2 separate regions of the Mus musculus genome follow, and region 1 is linked to region 2. The links are chromatin loops, found by intact Hi-C in ENCODE. Cell type or tissue: heart. All regions are shown on one strand. Each heading gives the region's core, and the rest is flanking DNA. Links, peaks and the distances in the headings are about the cores only. Region 1 holds the start of Gtf3c5 (general transcription factor IIIC, polypeptide 5). Region 2 holds the start of Tsc1 (TSC complex subunit 1).

Region 1 (5,313 bases), core at 1-5,000, 54 kb before region 2:
TTGTACGTGCTAACCACATAATACAACGCCGGCGAATTGTGTCACTTTTAGTTTCAACTACAGGTGGTGGAAAAGTTCTCTTTCCTCCCGTGCCTCGGTTTTCTGCCGAGAGCAATAAGGTCAGAGCAGCTCACTGTCCTGGGATAGATGCCAAGCATGCTACTCACATTTGGGGACAGAAAGAAAATACCGCCTAGTTCACAACAGGTCCTAGAGCTTGCCTAAACTCTCCGTTGCCACGGAAACCGCTCTCCCGCCCGGTGGTCCCGCCCATTCAGTAGACACGATTCCTTTCCCGCGGTCCCGGAGTTTCCCAGCTCCTTACTCGAGAGACGCTTTCCTCGCCGCCCAGGGTCTGTAGCATCTTGGCCTCGTTACGTACTACGCCCGGGTACTCCACGCACACCAAGCGCCGTTCCCGCCGCAGGTCCACAGGGATGGCGGCCTTCGGGTCCGCATCCGGCTCCGCCGCCGCCATGCCTACTAGTCTGGTTCCAGCCCGCCGCGGTCCGTTCTCAAATGGCTCCGCGAGGCCTCACCTCAAAGGTTCCGCGAAGGAATTGTTCCGGTCCTCCTTACCTTTCTCGTCTCCTTAAATCATGGAGACTCGAAGGCCTCCAGGAAGAAGTGCGTCGCCGCAACTGTTTATTTTGCTACACCACACAGAACTGGGGGCTTTTTAATTTAAAATGAAGAGGGTTGGACAAAGGGGCGAGACGAGGGCGTATCCCACCAGCCGACCCAACCAAGACAAGCCAGGATTCGACCGGGTTTTTCCGGATATCCCGTCCAATGAGAGCTTGAAGACGTGCCCCAGGCGTCCTCTGGCCCGCCTCTCATCCCTGAGCTGGTTTTCGGCTGTCAAAGAAAAAGCAGTCCACTGAGTCCTCTTAGCCTTGCTCCTGTGTGCATGTATTTAGGGCTGAGTGCAACTGTAAATTAACAAATTGATAACTTCTTATCATCACACCTCTGTGAGTTTAATACACAAGCTTCAAAGCCTTTGTTGTCATCTTGCAGAGATGACAGTAAAATATTAGATGCACATCGCATCCCATATTAGGATGTACGCACAGCATGCTTAGCAAAATTTGCAACATAGGCTACTCACCTGTTGGTTCTGTGAGGGTCTGATTAGATAGGTAAGTCTGCTGAACTCGGTGCTTCTACCTCTGAATGAGAAGAAGTTCGGTTCCTGAACCTACAAAGCTGCTTCTAAGCTACATGGAGCCTCGGTAAACCCCTCATCCAATGTAGCAACACTCTCAATATTCAGCTGTCATCTCTTCTCCTTATGATATAAACATGATCTTAGAAAGCGATCTCACGTTGTTCCTGTTCTCAGCGGGACCCTCACCCCTCTTTCCCCCCACCACCTAGCTGTCAGCTTCTCTTCATCACTTAGGTTTATGTATAGGCTTTATCTCCCCTGGGGATCCACCATGATAACCTAAACCTAGTCTGCTGATTTCCTTGGTGCACTCGGCACTCAGACGCACACATCGGGGAGCACAGCCTTATTTGCTTAATGCTGGCCTTGCTTTACTGTGTTGGCAGCTTCCTAAAGGTAAGTATTGCTTTGCTGCGGACCTCTCAGACCTGAACACGGGGGTAGACACAGAGTATACATTCACTAAAGATGTTGTGAGCCAGTGAATGAATGAGGCGACACTTTCATGACTCATTCAATCCAGGCCTAGATCGACACGTGGCCACAGAACACTGAATCAATCTCATTCTAGAGAGGCATGTCCGTATGTGAACAGGAACCACGGAGAAGGGCAGGAGGGGAGACAAAGACAAGGACCAACCTGAGGTCCTCAGGCCAAGCTTCTGAGAGAAAGAGACTTGGTCCTGCCTGGGATCCAAGCCAGATCTGGCGCACAGACCCTCACAAACAAAAACTTACCTATCTAATCAGACCCTTCAGACTGGAAGCTGAGAAGAGCCAAAAGGATCAGGCAGCTAATGAAAGCAGTGTCCACACATTTAGCATTTAGGAAATGCAGTCTCCTGCATGCCTGGGTCTGTGGGGAGTGGATGATGAATCAGAAAGCCTGTCCTTCTAGAACTCACATTGAGTAGCAAGAACAACTAGCAAAGGAATTGGAGGCTGAGACGCTGTTCAGTGATGGAAGAGGTGCTTACTGTTCAAGGTGTTGAGTCCCATCTCTAGGCTCCCTCCCACCTACCATTACACCTAGAAAAGATAACGTTGAGGAAAAATCAAGCCCATGGCATTTACCCATCTTTCTGCATCCAGCCTCTTCAGATTCAGTTTTCCAACAGGCCCTGGCACACAAGGTGAATTTTACAAGGCTCAGAACTGGGGCGCACTAGTTTGGTGACCAACACCCCTTCAGCCACTGCTCTAGGACCAAGGACGTTCTGGGCCTTAGCTGTCTAAATGTGCTCGCAAATCTCAGGTCCTGCTCCTGATACATAGACTTGGAGAAGGGCAGATGTCCTAGCCCCTGAGATGACCCAAGGCAATGGAAAGGGGATGCTGGCTGTGTAGCAGAGCCTAAATCCACAGGAAAGCATCGTCAGGCAAGCAGCATAACACTCCTATCCAGGGCTTTGCAGAACGCTGAATATTGTTGGCAGTGTGCCTTTGGAGGAACCAGGAGTGGGGAAAGTACTAGCCTTTTATCAACTAGTGAAAAGGAAATCTTTGGAAAATATTTTTCTGAGCTTCAACAGAGATGCGGTATAACTCATTGTATTCTCAAGGTCAGTCCACAGTGCACATAGTAGGTGCTTTCTTTAATATTCCCTTGCTAGGCGTTGAGTCTCCTTGGACTGGATGAGAAGTGTAATGTTTCCTTTTGGCCATCAGATGGCGACAGAACATTCACATGGGCAAGCCCTCCATCTGCTGGCGGTAAGTGGTCATGACATCCTGGAAGATGGAGAAGTTGCTGCACTAAGAAACCCCAGTTCAAGCCTGAGGTCTCCTGAGTTCAGGAGCCCCCTGAAAGGCTTATGCTAGTCCCAGGGCCAGTATTCTTGCTGTCCATCTGCTCCATCTGTGCCCACTTATACACATGTTCAGGGTCTCATCATTGGATGACAATGACCGACAATGGAGTCTTTCACAGGCTTCTCTTCCAAAAAGAACAAACCATGTCACTGGGCATTGTCCTTCCCGGTCAGCTTGTCATTCCAAAGCAAAATGGAACCATGAACAAGACCAGGTTTCAGAGCTTGTTCGTAGATATAGTTTATGTTGCCTAGTTAAATATTTCCAAAATGCTGCCTAGCCAAGACATATGGAAAGCTAGTGAAATGTAAACAGCACAGCCCCTCAGTACACATAGGCTTCCTGAAGGCCTTGGGAGGCTCTGTATCACTATGCTCACGTGGGAGCATGTTTTAAACTGCATTTGGTTAGTACATCTGTCCCTTTCCAGCCATGCTGTCCTCGGTCACCCTTTGCTGGGAGTCTGAGGAGTATGGGGGGCTTGGCTGAGGGGGAGTGAGCTGGGAATGCAGTAAGACAGAATAGGATGTGTGGGTGTGGCTTGCAGTCACTTCTGTGTGCAGAGAAATGACTGATGCTCATTTTCTGTAGGGATGGCTTCCAGGAACACTTGCCCCATCCAAGTCCATGACAAATTACTGATGTTGTGACCTGAAAGTGCAGGACCAAAGGTATGGAAGTCCTCTTGACTTCCAGAGCCATAATCCATCCTGTGGGAAATCCCATCAGCTGGCTCACTGGGCAAAGTCCTCGGGAAGTACAAACATGAGGTCCTGAGTTCAGACCCCCTGCATCCATGTTAAAAACAAAACAAAACTCACCTGTTACCTTTGCACTGGGCGTGGGCAGAGACAAGTCATTTCAGCAGCTTTGTTGACCAGCCATGAATACAAAACACAGTCTCAGAAAGACCCTGTCTCAGAAAATAAGGTAGGCCTTATTTGATGGCTAAGATGGCTCCATGGGCAAGGGCTTTCTTTCCACGCAAGTCTTGCCAATCAAAGTTCCACTGGAGACCCACTCAGTGGAAGAAGAGAACCAACTGTTAGACCTCTGCTCTCACACTCCTTGCTTACCAAACAAACAAACAAACATTGGGGCTGGAGAGGTGGTTCTTCAGCTAAGAGTACTTGCTGCTCTTGAAGAGGACCCAGGTTCAGTTCCCATCATCCATCTAGTGGCTCACAACCATGTGCAGCACCAGGTTTAGGAATCCAGTGCCCTCTTCTGACTTCCAAGGGCTCCAGGCACATACAAGGCACACAGACACACAAGCAGGTGAAACACCCATACACATAAAATAGCAAATCTAATAAATAAAAATTCAATGTAAAAGTAAGCCAGGTGTGGTGGTGCACATCTGTAATCCCAACACTGGGAGATGAAGATGAAGGTCAGAGGATCAACGTCATCCTTTGCTTTATAATCTGAGGTCAGCCAGCAAGAAGAGTCGATCTCCTCCCTGCCTTCAAAAAAACAAAACTAAACTAAACTAAAACTAAAACAAAACCAAAAAAAAGCAAGTGCAGCCAAGCACAGCCAAGCACAGACCAAGGTAACAAGCTCTCTGCCCTTCCATTGCTGTGGTCTGAATCTGGAAAACCCCCAAGGCTATATGTTCATTTATGTTTTGTTTTGTTTTGTTTTTGAGACAGGGTCTCTCTGTGTAGCCCTGGATGTCTTGAAACTCACTATGTAGACCTGGCCTCCAGTTCACAGAGATCTGTCTGCCTCTTTGTCTGGGACTAAAGATGTGCTCAACTCCAAGGCCCCCTGTTAAATGATAAGACCCCAGCTTGTTGTTACTGGGAAGTGATTTGAGTCCAGTGGAAGGTGTTCTAGGAGATACACCCTGGGAGGTGATTAGTGGGGTTCCAGCCTCCTCCTCCTCTCATCCACTTCCTCGCCATTCAGGGAACAGATTGTGCCCCACTAGACACCCCCACCATGGGTCTAAAGCATCAAATCTGCATTGGACCAGAACCCCAGAAACCCTTAGCTTTTCTCCCTCAACAGCAATCCCGGTTTGGCGGTCGGTCCTGGGGACCAGGCTAGGCAAGCACTTTACAGCTGAGCCACGCCCCTAGCATGCTCACTGTTGGCTTTTGGTGAGGGTTTCGGCTTCTGTGGGACAAAACTCTGTAGTACTTAATTAGTATAATGTCTGACTAAAATGTAACTTGTTTTTTCTTTTGTGGCTATAGTTCATTTCAAGGTGTCCTAAGAAATCTTTTATCTCTAAATTCATGAAGATCTTTTATAGATTCTTTTAGAGACTTTATTCCATTAGTCTACTTAAGTGTGATCAAAGGAACAAATGCTTTTCAGAT
Region 2 (5,371 bases), core at 240-5,239:
TTCTCCTTGGGGTGGGAGTGGGAGACAAAGCAATGCCTCCTAGAGACCCCTTCTAGAGTCTCAATAACCAAGGTTAGGCTCCACCAAATTTCACTGTAGTGAACCAATGAGTTTATAAGGCTTATGAGTCCATGGCTTAGGGATTATGGAAGAAGCGTGTGTAACCCTAGAATAGTCATAATAGAAAGTCTGTACCCAGTGTGAAAGACGGCTCCTCTGTGCCTCTAGATAAAGCCCTCTTCTCATTCTCTTCCAAGGTTATATTTTCTAGCCCATCTCGTCTCTGAGACCCCAAGCCAGGTGCACTTAGAGTAAGTTGCATATAACTGGCTGGAAGGAGTGACTAGATGTTCAGGTGAGGACCCAGGGACCCTCTCTGCCCACTCCTTCTATGAAGGAATGGAAAGTCCACAAGCCCATATGGGATGGTCTTTTACATGTTGAAGAAGGCAGTTGTGCTGGTAGGAAAGTTCCAAACAAAAGCTCCAGTCACATGTTCAAACAGGGGCCTGTCAGCTTAGCTAGAAGATGGGAATCTTGCCTTGGTGAGGCCTGAGCCATGCTTGATGGCCTGCGCTATGATGGCCCGGGCCACTACCACAAGTAGAAAGGGGGAGGGCAATTCACAGCCTCAGAAGAGAGAAGATGCTACGTGGACTAAAGTGACAGATGCCCACAGTCTGCATCAGATCAACACCATCTGCCCTCGCTGGCCACGGTTAGGGAGCCCCTGCCACAGGGAGGCTCTAGGGTGCTGTGTGCAATCAATTTTGAAGAGCCTGGATTGGTAAAACAGCTACTGGCCAGGCTGTCAATCTGTCTGTATTCTTGCCTCCCCTCTGGGGTCCCTGGAATCCATATCCTGGCAGCAATTACCACTCTTCTTCCAGGTACTATATAAACAGTAACCACTTAGCTATGACCCCTCTCCAACATCCCTGAGTTCAGCACCTCACAGTTCCCATCTGCCTGTGAGAACATTCCATCCCCATGAGGTCAGCAAGCTGAGGGAAGCAGGGCCAGGAGGGGAACCCCCATTCCTTAAACCCTGTAAGTCTCCCAGCCACTGGTGGTCTCAGAAATCTCTGAGCGCACTCGACTCCTCACACTGTCGCAAATATAAAGGCAAGAATCTGCTCTTGTGAAATGGCTTATACACCAGCGAAGCTGAGAGAACCCCAAGCCCTCCTCTTCCCTTTCCTCCGGGGCTTATGCTTGGGCAGCTGAAATGTGCAAAATGGATGTTCTGTCCACAGTGGGCACAGGTTGAATAAACTTGACAATAGCCGAGTGAGGCTGTGCACTGCCTATATTTTAAGGGCATCCTGGGTTTGTCCCCGCTCCTTTAGGCACCACTCCTTGTGCATGTGAGGAGACTAAGGCTTGCCCAGTTACTATGATGGGAAACCTGCATCCAAACTCTGTCTGGAATCTACAATGTCTCTCACCTGCCTCTATGACAATAGCAGAACGGGGGCATCCCGGCATCATTGCTACCTTTCTAGGAAGCCCGCGTGGCTCAAGGCCTCATGTTAAAAAGGTCATTTACTGCTCCAAGGACACCCACGAGAGATGGAAATAAGGGAGAAAGCTAGTGAGCCTAGAAAGAATGCATTTTTCTATTTCTCCCGGAGCACCCCTACCAGGAGTCTAACAGTAGTCTTAGCAAAACCCATTTAGGGCTTCAACATGCAGTCAGCCCCACTCACTATGTGGTTCTTCAGCACCTGTTTTCTTCTTCCAGGCCGTATTGAATTGGGACCCAATAAGTCTCCAAACTTATTTCCATAACTCACCGAGAATTTTCTTGCTGAAAAGGCCTTGTTCTTGTTTCATGTATTAGCAATTCCGCTAGGCTCCGCCCAACAGTTACCTAGCAACAGTTTGTGTCTCCACCCGCCAGGTACGAGCCAGGAGCCAGACATAAAAGAAGACCTCTCCTTACCTTTCCCTCCTCCCTTTTCTCTCTCCATTCTCCCCTCTCCATTTCCCCTCCTCCTCACGTGTCCCCGGCTGGTCCATCCCATCAATAAACCTTTTTAATATTAGGCCTGTCTTCTGGCTGATTCTTCAGGGGAAACATCTTGGCAGGGCCCGTTGAGGTGCTCGCTCTCGCCGCACTTTACTACTGCGGTTTATAAACCTCAACACCCGTGTCTGGGATCTTACTCTCTTTGCAGCCTCCTCTCCTACTTCTATTTCACAAAAATCAGCCTTTATGTAAAATCCAACCCGAGAGAAGGCAACTGTTCTGGCTAGGTTGTTTATTTGGTCAACTCAGCTTAAATTGGGATCATCTGGGAAGAGGTCATCTCAGCTGAGAAAATGCCTCCATCAGATCGGCCTGTAACAGAGGTTGAGGGCTCCGCCCACTGTGGGTGGGGTCTTGTATGGGAAGGTGGTCCTGCTTTGTATGAAGGAGCAAGCCAGGAAGCGTTGTTTCTCCACGGCCCTGTCTGGAGTTCCTGCCAGGACTTCTCTTCATGATGGACTACAAGCCGTGAGAAGAAATAAACGTTTCCCTCCCTACGTTGTTTTTGGTCATGGTCTTCATCACAGTAACAGAAAGCAAACTAGGACAGTAGCGCACTTCTGTAATCCAAGCAGTGGGAAGGGCTGAGCCAAGAGATTCTCTAGTTCAAAACTAGCCTGGGCTGCAGAGACTCAGACCCTGTCGCAGAAGTAAATAGAATTTCCACAGTGCTACTGAGTCTTGTGGTACTTTAAAGTACTTTGAGTTTTATTTATATTAAGGTGCCTGCCCCGCCTCTGCCTCCTCTCAATTATTATTATTATTATTATTTTTTTTAATGAGTTTAACTTTCTCTTTAAATAAGACAATTGGGGAAGGGGGCCAAGCTTGAAAAACAGTAACACTTATTTTGGCAAGATAGCAACCAAAATCTAAAGTACAAGCTATTATATCCAAATTAAAAGGCATTAAAGAATAAACCATAATATTGGGGAGAGGGTACACAAACACAAGATACAGTATGTCTAAACATCTTGAAATTATAATTTTAGGGTAAAAGTTGAAAAATTACGCTGTTTTAGCTAGAGATTAAGTGCACCTTTTTTCCTGTTTTTCCCAAATAGAATCAGAGTTTACGATTTAATCACACCTCAAAGCTTTTCTCTCAATACAAAGCAACCACTAAATACACACAAAATACTTATTTGTTAATAATTTCCCTGGCTTATCCAACGTGCAATGCACACGACTTGAAAGACTACAATTTGGGGGTGAGTGTACACAAACTCAATTATCTTAAGGACAAGGAGAGCCTCCTGGATGTATGCTTAGGAGAGAAGTCCTAGTTCCCAAGAAGGCCAGGCGAGGGCGCCATCTCCTCGAACTGGAGTTATAGGTAGTTGGGAGCTGCTGCCATTTGGGTTCTGGGAACCTAACCCTGGTCCTCTGTAAGAGCAACAAATGCTCTTAACGGCAAGGCCATTTCTCTAGCTTCCGCTTATCATCTTTCACTGGGTCTTATTATATAAGTTTAAGTATAATAAAACCCCAAACTCCAACCCAAACCAAAAAACAACAAAATACAGCAACAACAAACCAAAACAAAAAATACACAATGCCAGGTGGTGGTGGTGGTTGTGGCGGCGGCTGCTGGGGCAGCTGCGGCGGTGAACACCTTTAAAGCTAGCACCTTTAAAGCTAGGCAGAGGCAGAAGACTCTCTTGACTTCCAGGCCAGCCTGGGCTACAGAGCAAGTTCCAGGATGGGCAAAGCATAAAGAGAAACTTTGTCTTGGAAAACCTTAATAAATACATAATTAATTAAAAAAATAATACAAATAAGGAAAATAACAGCAAATGAAAACTATATACATTCTGATATCCCTCTAAAAAGCTTTGCACCACAGCCGGCAAGGTTTGAAAAGACTTGACACCTTGTCATGGCATGCAAGTAAATCAAGGTATTCTGACTTTACAACATAAACTGCATCCTCTGACTAAGGCTGGCCTCTACATGTCACTCCACAGACTCTTCTGCAAAGGAAAAAGTGGTGGTGGGGGAAAGCCCCATCCTTTTTGCTGCAATTGACAGGCTGTCCATCCAAGGGGATCCCAGAGGCTCATTTGGAAATAGGAACGCCTACAGGGAGACCCCAAAGGTGGCAGGTGTGCCAAAGACAGAGGGACCTGGCTCGAAAGGGCCAGCGCTCTCCACTGAGCCTAGCCCTGCCAGCTTGTTTTTGACTGTGCTTGTTCCGAGCGCGCGCCTCCTGTCACCATCACGTGGCCGCCCCTCCCCACCCCACCCCTCGGCCGGTCTCGTGGCTCCGCCCTCTGCGCCGGGACTTCTTTCGGCCTCCTTCAGAGTCACAAGATCTCTCAGTGGGCTCCCACCTTCACGATCCTTCCGCCGTCCCCGCCTCCACATTAAAATCTCTTTCGGTTTTATTTATCTCGGCCAGCTTGTATCGTCATAAGTGGTATATCCTGTCCTGTCTGGAGAGGCTGAGACTCTGGCCATCTGGCATTAGGCTCGGAGCGTAGTAGAGACCCGAATAGGGACTCTTTTTCATAGCGGAGGCCCCCGCCGCTCGAGACGCTTCACGCCAGGGGGAGGTGCTGCGCGTCCAAGATGGCGGCGCCCTGTAGGCTGGAGGGACTGTGAGGTAAACAGCTGAGGGGGAGGAGACGGTGGGTGAGTACGGGGGGTGTTTCCCCTTCTTTTCCTTGTGGGCTTTTCGGGGCAGCTCTGGCAGCGTGACCTCACGCTGTGGGGCGCTGCGGAGCGCGTTAGCCGAGTCGGGGGTCCGGGGAAGGGGGTTCGGGGAGCTTCTTCCTCGCCCTCATCGCGCGCTGGCTCCGGCAGGGCTCGGCTTGGGCTGCTGGGGCCCCGGGGAGCTGAGGCGGGCCTGCTCCGTCCGATGGCATGGCTGGCTGCAGCTCCGGGCCCGAGGTGGCCCCGCTAACCCGCCCCCCTCGCTTGCTGCGGTGACAGGCTCCCGCGGGGGTGCGCCGCGCAGGTCAGAGACCCCGGGCCCGGCACGGGGACCCGGGGGTGGGGTCGCGGCTCGAGCCTCTACTGCAGCCGCCGGGGCTGGGGGTGGAGAATGAATGAAGGCCGCCTGTGGGCACTGGAGGCTGCCCGGCGCCCGCCGTCTCGGGGAGAGTGTGCACGGCCGAGTGCTTGGCTCTGGGTGTACTTGTGGGTGTTTAATTGATGCTGGAAGACAGTTACCTCCAAGTCGGCAGAGGTGCTCGTTAGCGACAGCTACCTGCCCAGCCACTGCTGAACGCTCATTCATTCATTTGAGGACCTGGAGGACCCACTGCCTGCGGTCCCAGACACCTTTTTTAGAACCCAAGCACTTTCTTTGTGTTGTGGGTTAGAAGAGTTTGGCTT

Evidence for each region. Peaks named below come from ENCODE experiments on the same cell type or tissue, not always from the same donor. Only the 100,000 strongest peaks of a DNase experiment are listed, where the experiment ranks them.
Region 1: it touches region 2 in a loop (2.0-fold over the local background); 4 of 42 quality-filtered maps call a loop at or near these places.

The regions. Positions count from the first base shown.
Region 1 is chr2:28,582,500-28,587,812 of GRCm38, forward strand. It overlaps Gtf3c5 (general transcription factor IIIC, polypeptide 5), which reads right to left and starts at 780. Exons shown (of 12, transcript NM_148928.3): 1 at 326-780. The coding sequence starts at 478. In heart, for the core only: a CTCF peak has its summit at 2,855; DNase peaks (open chromatin) are centred at 472, 762 and 2,954; H3K4me3 peaks cover 1,129 bases; H3K27ac peaks cover 1,599 bases; H3K27me3 peaks cover 173 bases.
Region 2 is chr2:28,636,654-28,642,024 of GRCm38, forward strand. It overlaps Tsc1 (TSC complex subunit 1), which reads left to right and starts at 4,580. Exons shown (of 23, transcript NM_022887.4): 1 at 4,580-4,637. In heart, for the core only: a CTCF peak has its summit at 3,346 (motif pointing right); a DNase peak (open chromatin) is centred at 4,318; H3K4me3 peaks cover 2,349 bases; H3K27ac peaks cover 2,290 bases.